Regions from separate parts of the Homo sapiens genome. Here region 1 is linked to region 2. Evidence: chromatin contacts called from ENCODE Hi-C or POLR2A ChIA-PET data. All regions are on one chromosome and are shown on one strand. The core of a region is the stretch at or near the end of the contact, and the rest is flanking DNA. Distances in the headings are between cores, read along the strand shown.

What was found. Hi-C counts contacts between places; a loop is a spot of excess contacts on that map. ChIA-PET counts read pairs that join two places held with the same protein, here RNA polymerase II (POLR2A). Pooled maps may share reads with other maps.
Region 1: a loop to region 2 is called in a pooled map, with 25 times the contacts of the local background. The contact joins two enhancer-like sites. A Hi-C loop is called at or near these places in 2 of 37 single-sample maps with no recorded cell type and 4 of 50 pooled maps. POLR2A ChIA-PET finds 5 or more read pairs at or near these places in 1 of 52 experiments (naive thymus-derived CD8-positive, alpha-beta T cell).

Annotation. Positions count from the first base shown.
Region 1 is chrX:13,086,308-13,090,268 of GRCh38, forward strand. The region is part of intron 3 of LOC105373133 (a long non-coding RNA gene); the gene reads left to right. Among named protein-coding and RNA genes, the nearest start is that of FAM9C, 44 kb to the left of the region's middle. RefSeq lists enhancers at 1,048-1,267, 1,338-1,497. Within about 2 kb of position 1,429, at least 12 of the 41 ENCODE cell types and tissues checked have a DNase peak (open chromatin) inside an H3K27ac peak, as active enhancers do.
Region 2 is chrX:10,109,249-10,112,935 of GRCh38, forward strand. It overlaps WWC3 (WWC family member 3), which reads left to right. Exons shown (of 24, transcript NM_015691.5): 10 at 530-772. Among named protein-coding and RNA genes, the nearest start is that of CLCN4, 46 kb to the right of the region's middle. RefSeq lists enhancers at 171-888, 889-1,606, 1,541-1,720. Within about 2 kb of position 2,308, at least 15 of the 41 ENCODE cell types and tissues checked have a DNase peak (open chromatin) inside an H3K27ac peak, as active enhancers do.

The DNA.
Region 1 (3,961 bases), core at 179-2,678, 3.0 Mb after region 2:
CCCAGCTCTGTTTCCTTTGCTCTCTGTCTGAAGTTAAAAAAAACAAAAACAAAAACAAAACAAAACAAAACAAAAATTAAAAACCCTCAATGGAGAAATATATAAATATTTACAAAGGCTTCTCTTCTATCTACAATACCTTTGTGCAAGATATATCATCTTAAAATCTTGCAATTTGATTGCAGTTGAAATTAATGGTGCAAGAGGTTTTCTTTTTTGTTTGCTTTTTTCTTCATAACGGAAGTGTAATCTCCTTGCAAAGCTTGTGAGCATGCATCCTAAATTGTGAACTTCATCTGCCATGGAAGGGAAAACCTTGACCCAATACCATTGGGATCTAAAAGTGTGATTCCTAGGATTCTGAGCATACTACACGAGATTTAAGGCCCCTTTCAGACTCTGCATTAATGCTTGTTCAGTAGTGATAAATAACATTGATTGGTATTGAGACCAGATTAATAACAGAAGGCAGCTAAAAGGTATTCCCTCTTAGCCTAATTTCCCAAAGGGCATCACTCAGCTGCATTAGTGGGGCGAGGCTCTTCCTTCTCTAAGTGGTGTCTTTAGAAGCTTGAGGGATTATTGCTCAGGGGAAAATGGCTCAATCTGCGGGATTCTTTTTCTTTTTGAGATGGAGTTTTGCTCTTGTTGCCCAGGCTGGAGTGCAATGGCACAATCTCGGCTCACCACAGCCTTCGCCTCCTGGGTTCAAGAGATTCTCCTGTCTCAGCCTCCTGAGTAGCTGGGATTACAGGTGTGCACCACCACGCCCAGCTAATTTTGTATTTTTAGTAGAGATGGGGTTTCTCCATGTTGGTTAGGCTGGTCTCGAACTCCCGACCTCAGGTGATCCACCCGCCTCAGCCTCCCAAAGTGCTGAGAGGGATTCTTAAGAGCAGCTGAGAAAGGGCCCTGCACTTCAGCTGGCTCCAGTTTGTCATCCTTTGTCTGGTATCTTCAGACAAGACATTGCAATAAGAAAAAATAAATACAGTGTGAGAAATCAAATGGTTTTTGTCAAAGTGTAAAAGGGACTGCATCTGACTAACACTGGAGTTGGACAGAAGCCATAAAGGATGTTTTGTGTGAATGTTTCCGGCTGCAAAATCTACCTGACTGTTGCACTGAAACCACAACTATCTATCACATGCTTGTGAGAAACCCCCAGGAGCTTCCTGTTTCGTGTGGGTCGTGAGAAGATTGCACAGCACAGTACAGCTTTCATTGTCTTTGAGCTAATCTTAAGCTAGGAGAAGGAAGGAGAATTCACATTTTGTATGTTTAGTTATTTGTGAAGTCTTTACACCCATAAATCGATTATGTATAAATTAGTATACAGATTCACTACCATGGAGAGGATACTGTGTACATCTGAGGATACTGTGTACATATGGTTGAGTCACTTCACCTAGGCCTTGGGGAGGAGTTGGGGCATCTCCAGGGTAAAGTAATGTGGTTTAGCACGGGGACTTCCAAGGAAGCATCAGTATGAGATAGGGGAACATGGCTGACCAACGGCAAGATGATGCCCCATGATGGAGCAGATGGGATTGGCGTGGGAGGGGTAGTTTGTGAGACCAGAAGACTTGCAATCTCTCCTGCTGAGACCAATACCAACCAAAGAATAATTAGAGAGCATGGAGGACAACATGATCTCATGTGAATCTCACATCATACCTTACAAGTTAACTCTGTGTATCGCCTAAGGAACGGCTGAAGCTTCTTTTCTTGTAAATGACAATAGACACATATCCAGTGCCATTAAGGACAGCATCTGGTCACCCAGTGGCCAATAATGTCAAAGTTCTGATCACAAGGTGAGCAGTTTCCTGAAGATAGAAGAGTACGATGGCCACAGCCATGGGTTCCAACATAGCCACTCTCTGGGGCCACCAGACACCCTCCTCACACTCCGCAGAGTTTGCTTAAATGTGCTCTGAGCTGGATGCATTTGCTAAAGGTTTGTCTCTTCCCCTTTGTTAACCCAAGAAAACAGAAGGACGTCTCAGCTAGACCCCAGCCGCTGCCACCCCATCTCTTCTCCAACTCTGCTCCGGCAGCTGGCGTTTCCTGTGTTCTCTCAGTGGGTTAAGAGAATGGTGGTGGCACATTGTCCCTTAATTAGACTGCAAGAGCAGCCATCTCCTGCTCAACTTGCCTGGGCAATCTTTTTATTCATCATACCTGAAAGTAACAGTAGTGGCTTTTTGTATGGCATATGTTATATGTAATCATGATGACCTTCTTATAAGCAGAAGAGTGGAAAAAATACAGGAGGAACTTAGAACTGACATTCTCACTTCCATCATGTGGATTAGACTATTAGCATGTTGCTGTGCCCCCATTTCATGTTATTAATTAATTAATTAGGGATCAGGTTGGGCGTGGTAGCTCACATTTGTAATCCCAACATTTTGAGAGACCAAGGCAGGAGGATCACTTGAGCCCAGGAGTTCAAGACAGCCGGGGCAACATAGCTAGATGCCACTGTTTCCATAAAAAATAAAAAATAAATTCAGGCATGGTGGTATGTGCTTGTGGTCCCAGCTACTTGGGAGGCTGAGGTGGGAGGATTGCTTGAACCTGGGAGGTCAAGGCTGTAGTGAGCTGTGATCGCACCACTGTACTCCAGCCTGGGCAACAGAGCAAGACCCCGTCACAAAACACACAAAAAAGGATCAGCAAGCTTAGGTGAAATATTATTTTCGTAAGTGAATTTTTCATTATGAAAAGTTCAATAAATTTTTCATAAAACAGTATTTTTTATAAAACAATATTTAATTTTCAAAAGCAATATTTAATAACTAAGAAATTTGAACAATATAGGAAAGCACAATGATAAAAAACAAACCCCACAAAACCCTTATGGACTTCATTCTCAGCCAAAATTGCAGTTAATATTTTGATGTATTCCCTTCCAGTATTTTTTTTTCTCTGCTTCTACATATATTGGTAAACACTGTCCCTCTTTTTACAAACCTAGATCATTCTGGATATTCAATTGCGTATCCTACCTTTTTTCATGTTATGTAGCATTTTAGCCTCATTTCCCCATTCTCTTATAACATGATTTTTTTTTTTTTTTTTTGAGACGGAGACTCGTTCTGTTACCCAGGCTGGAGTGCAGTGGCACAATCTCGGCTCACTGCAACCTCCGCCTGCCAGGTTCAAACAATTCTCCTGCCTCAGCCTCCCGAGTAGCTGGGACCACAGGCATGTGCCACCATGCCCGGCTAATTTTTTTTTTGTATTTTTAGTAGAGACAGGGTTTCACCGTGCTGGCCAGGCTGGTCTCAAACTCCTGACCTCGTGATCTGCCCACCTCGGCCTCCCAAAGTGCTGGGATTACAGGCGTGAGCCTCCGTGCCCGGTCATAACATGATTATTAATGGCTATGTTCATTTTAAGAATATGCCATATTTTTTTTTCTAATTGTTGTTGAGGGATATTTAAGAGGTATAGAATTTTTCTCCATGGTAAACAACATCGCAATGAATATATCTGTCCATAGATTTTTAGACTATATCTCTGATTACTGACCAAACATGTGATCCTTGAATTAAATTTTTCAACATCAACAGATCTAAATATTTTTATGGCTGTTGATGCATATTGTCAGCCTGACCTTGAAAATGACTACACCAATTTATAGTCACAATCAGATTGTTAAAATTTTTATTATCAGACAATCCTTGGTACCGAGGACTGATAGTGACAGTGCAGTGTCTTAAGTGACAGTGAAAAGCATAGACCAGCTTCATATACGGAATTTAAAGATCCAAGAGAAAAACTGATCAGATATTGAACTAAGGGTGCTTCCCAGGGTTGTTCTAGAAGGAAATGGCCATTTTGGCAGAGCCACTGACCTTTAACAAAGATACCAGAATGAGTTGAATGCTCATTCTGCTTGAGCATGAAAAAGACATATACTTCATCCAGAATTTCCCTTCTATCCCCCAGA
Region 2 (3,687 bases), core at 1,058-3,557:
AGCATGGGGCTTCGAAGGTCTTTCCTTCAGGACGCCAGATGATGAGTGCATTTCTCCTTTGTTATTTTGCTAAAGCGGCTGACAGTGGTTAGACACAGCTGAGGAGGCGGGAGGCCGGCAGCACTTCTGGGGGTCCAGCATGCTGTTTAGCTACTGATGAGGGTGGGCAGAAGAAACAAGCAGACTCCCTCCTGCTCTGGGACAGTTTCATGTAGGAAACCAGGAGTCTGAGCCGCCGAGTATGGGCATGTTGAGGGCTGCTGGCCTTTTTGTCAGTTCTTCGGAACAGGCACGATGGGGTTATTTTCATCTCGAATCTCAGGCTAAGGGAGCTTCAGGAAAAGACTTCTGCACCATTTTTTAGGACATTGTTTCCATATCCTTTTAAGTGTAAGGGTCACTTGGTGTAATCATTTCACTACTTATTTGGCAAAAGGAGTTTATAGAATCAGTGTGAGACGTGGAGAAGGTGTGAAGACGGCGTTTTCAGTCCGCCGATGTCCTTTTTTCCTCCCCGTCTCTCTTGCAGAGTCGCCAACATCCAGCAGCAGCTGGCCCGGCTTGACAATGAGTCCTGGCCAAGCACGGCCGAGGCTGACAGGGACCGGCTGCAGCTCATCAAGGAGAAGGAGGCCCTGCTGCAGGAGCTTCAGCTCATCATTGCACAGCGCCGCTCTGCGGGAGATGTGGCCCGGCTGGAGGAGGAGCGGGAGCGCCTAGAGGAGGAGCTGCGGCGTGCACGGGCCACCTCCGCACAGGGCGCCACGGAGAGGTGGGTCAGCGGGGACACGACCTCCAGCGGAAAGCCTGCTGGAAAAACTCCACGGGGTGGCTTGTGTGTGGCTGGAGGGTGTTCCTGATGATCACTCAGAGCCTCTCCTGCCTGGATGTTCCCTGGCCTAGGAGGGGCATGCGGTGGGGGGCACTGCCTTCTGCTCCCTGGGTCTCTGGAGCCTCTGCTCCGAAGCAGGAGGTGATTGACAAGGGGGAAGGAGTGAGGGAAGATGGGTGACCTCCATCTCCGCCCACGCCCCACCCTTCCTGAAGTTGGTGCTTGGTGCTTCCACCTGCCTTTGTGGGACAGTGCCCTGAGCAGGCTGTGGTCCCGCTCCGGCCCGGGCAGCTCTGTTGCATGGGGGAAGAATTCCCTGTTCCTGACGTGGTGAGCATGGTGGGTATCCACCTACTGCTTTCCTCTCCAACTTTGATTTCTAGCCAGGAGAGCCTGCTCTTCTCTGGCATTGGGAAGCTGGCCACCTGTCGTGCGTCTGTCCTGAGGCTCCTTCACCACGCAGGACATGCAAAGCCAGCATAGTGGCTTTGGTATTCGGTGGCACTGAGTCGTTCAGCCTTTCCTCGTGTGCCGTGTGTCCTGGTTTCCATTTGCTGTGTGAGACTGCAGATTGTGTCAAAGGCTGGGCCTGCCTTCCACACTTAACAGCAGTTTCTCTGTGGCTATCAGCTGGGCTTTTGGAGAGCAGCCCCTCCCCCACGTGTTAAAGTCTTGCCCCCTTGAGCTCACATGAGCAGCTCTACAGAGACTCTAATAGATGCTTGGATGATTCGATCTGTTCAGATGCTCTTACTCCTACTGTTTCACGATGGTTGTATTGTTGGGCGTCCTTTATGCTTGATGTTCATGGGTCATCTTCATAGGAGACAAGTCTGTGGCTTGGCACGAGGGGCTCACGGCAGCCTCAGGGAAGCGGTGGTGTTTGGAGAGTTGAGCTCAGAGTCCTAGGCAGGTGAATTTCATTTTGCCTGAGATGGTGGCATGCCCTGTCACCTCACCCGGAATCAACCGCGAGGAGAATCTGAATGTGAAAGAGCTCTTGCACGGCTGCGTTTGTTTTCAGCTAAACATTTCCTTCTGTTCCACCCCTGGTATTCTTGTATGTGTGTTCTGCGTAGGAGGGCCTGGGAGTTCCTGTTGCTTCTCTGTGAAGGGGGGAGGACTTGGCCCCACAAATGTCGCCTGCATCTCAGGGCCCCACACCCACGCTCCTTTGACTGTGGCTGCTGTCACCATGTGGAAATCCAGCACACACGAGTGCTGTGGCCCCTGAGTACAAGTCTGCAGCCCTCCATGGAGCCAGTGTTAGCCCCGATGCCTGGGTTCAAGGGTGGGGACAGCAAAGCCGGACCAGCTTTGACTCCCATGGGGGTCTCTCGTGAGACCAGCCCAGGTGCTGAGTCCTGGGACTCAGAGCCCTCGACCAGGACCTAATCGCCCCAAGCGTGTTTCCTGAATCTGCTGCTAAATGACCTTGGCCGGAAAAGCACATCCACATGTGCTAAGCACTTGCACGCACATCGCATGGGGGTGGGGCTCTTGTAGCTCTGGGCTTTCTGTGCCGGTACACGCAGGGCCCATTTCTCCACTCCACCTCCCTTCATTGGAGGGGTGTTTGCAGTTTGCAAGTATGAGGCCACATGGTAGGAGGCTTCCCCCAGCACAGGCTGGCAGCATTAGGAGACCCGGCGTGGGCCAGGTGCAGAGAGAGAGTGAGGTTGGTGCCTTAAGGCTGAGCCGTGCCAGCTGTAGAGCTGGGCCCAGTCTGCCTGTCTCACCTGCAGTGTCATCAGCAGCAAATGGGAGGCGTTTGCCGGGCTGGGGGTGTCATCCGGGGGAGAAAGAGAGAGATGCGCACCTCCTTCAGGCCTCCCGCCCCGGCAGATGATACGTGCGGCGGCCTCCCAGCTGCTCAGAGCCAGCATCTCTGGAGGGAGCTGGTGCACGTCTCCTGGGCTGAGGGAGCAGGCTTGAGGTGAAGGACACATACCCTAGATAATCTCTCGGATGGCTCGTGTCAACGCTTGCAACATCCTTTGCTATTTTAGCTTGCTCATGTTAGTGTGTGGCAGGCATTTATACAAGATGCTGATGTTCAACAGAGAACCCCACGGCTCTATTACAAGATGCCTGCCATCCTGAGAAATTCTCTTTCCAAGGATGACTGCTTTTATTATAGGGGTGATTATAAAATGAAAGATCTATCAAAAAGCAAAAATTTTGTTCTGCTGAACCTGAAGTCATGTTTTCCTTTGTCATAATTTAATGACATCTTTACAATAAAGTACTTTATGTAAAGTAAATAAAGACAGTAAATTAGACTTTATATTTTCTTAATCTGTTAGCTTACTTTTCTACTCCTTTTCATAGCAGTGGTAAATATTCTTTGAAGTTCGTTTCATTTGAATTGGAGACACAAGGCTATGTGCTTTAGGAGTTGGGCCCTGGCCAGTTTTCTGCCAGGAAACTGTATCCCCTTTTCTTTTTGTTGAAAAAATAAGTACAGAAGTCAGGCAAATGTCTAAGACTCTTATTTTAGCAGTTTATGTTCCAGCCAGTTTTTTAGATGTCTCAGTTATTGCCAGCGTGGCCCCTGTTTGGTAAGGAAGTTACATTTTTAGTCATCTGCAACTTTCAGAATAACCAGCATAAAATTAGACTGCAAATGTGGGCAGTCATGGGCACTTGTGTGTGATCTTGTATCCAGATGCGCTGTCTCTTGTGCGCTCCGAAATGCACCTGTTTGTATAATGACAAATGTGTTGTATTGGATAGAAGGGGGGAATTTGATCTAAAACTTTTTTCACTACAGATAAAACAATCTGAAAATAAGTCATGACTAAAGACAGTCTAAAACCGAGCCGTACATATGAATGTATCTATATGTCATATGT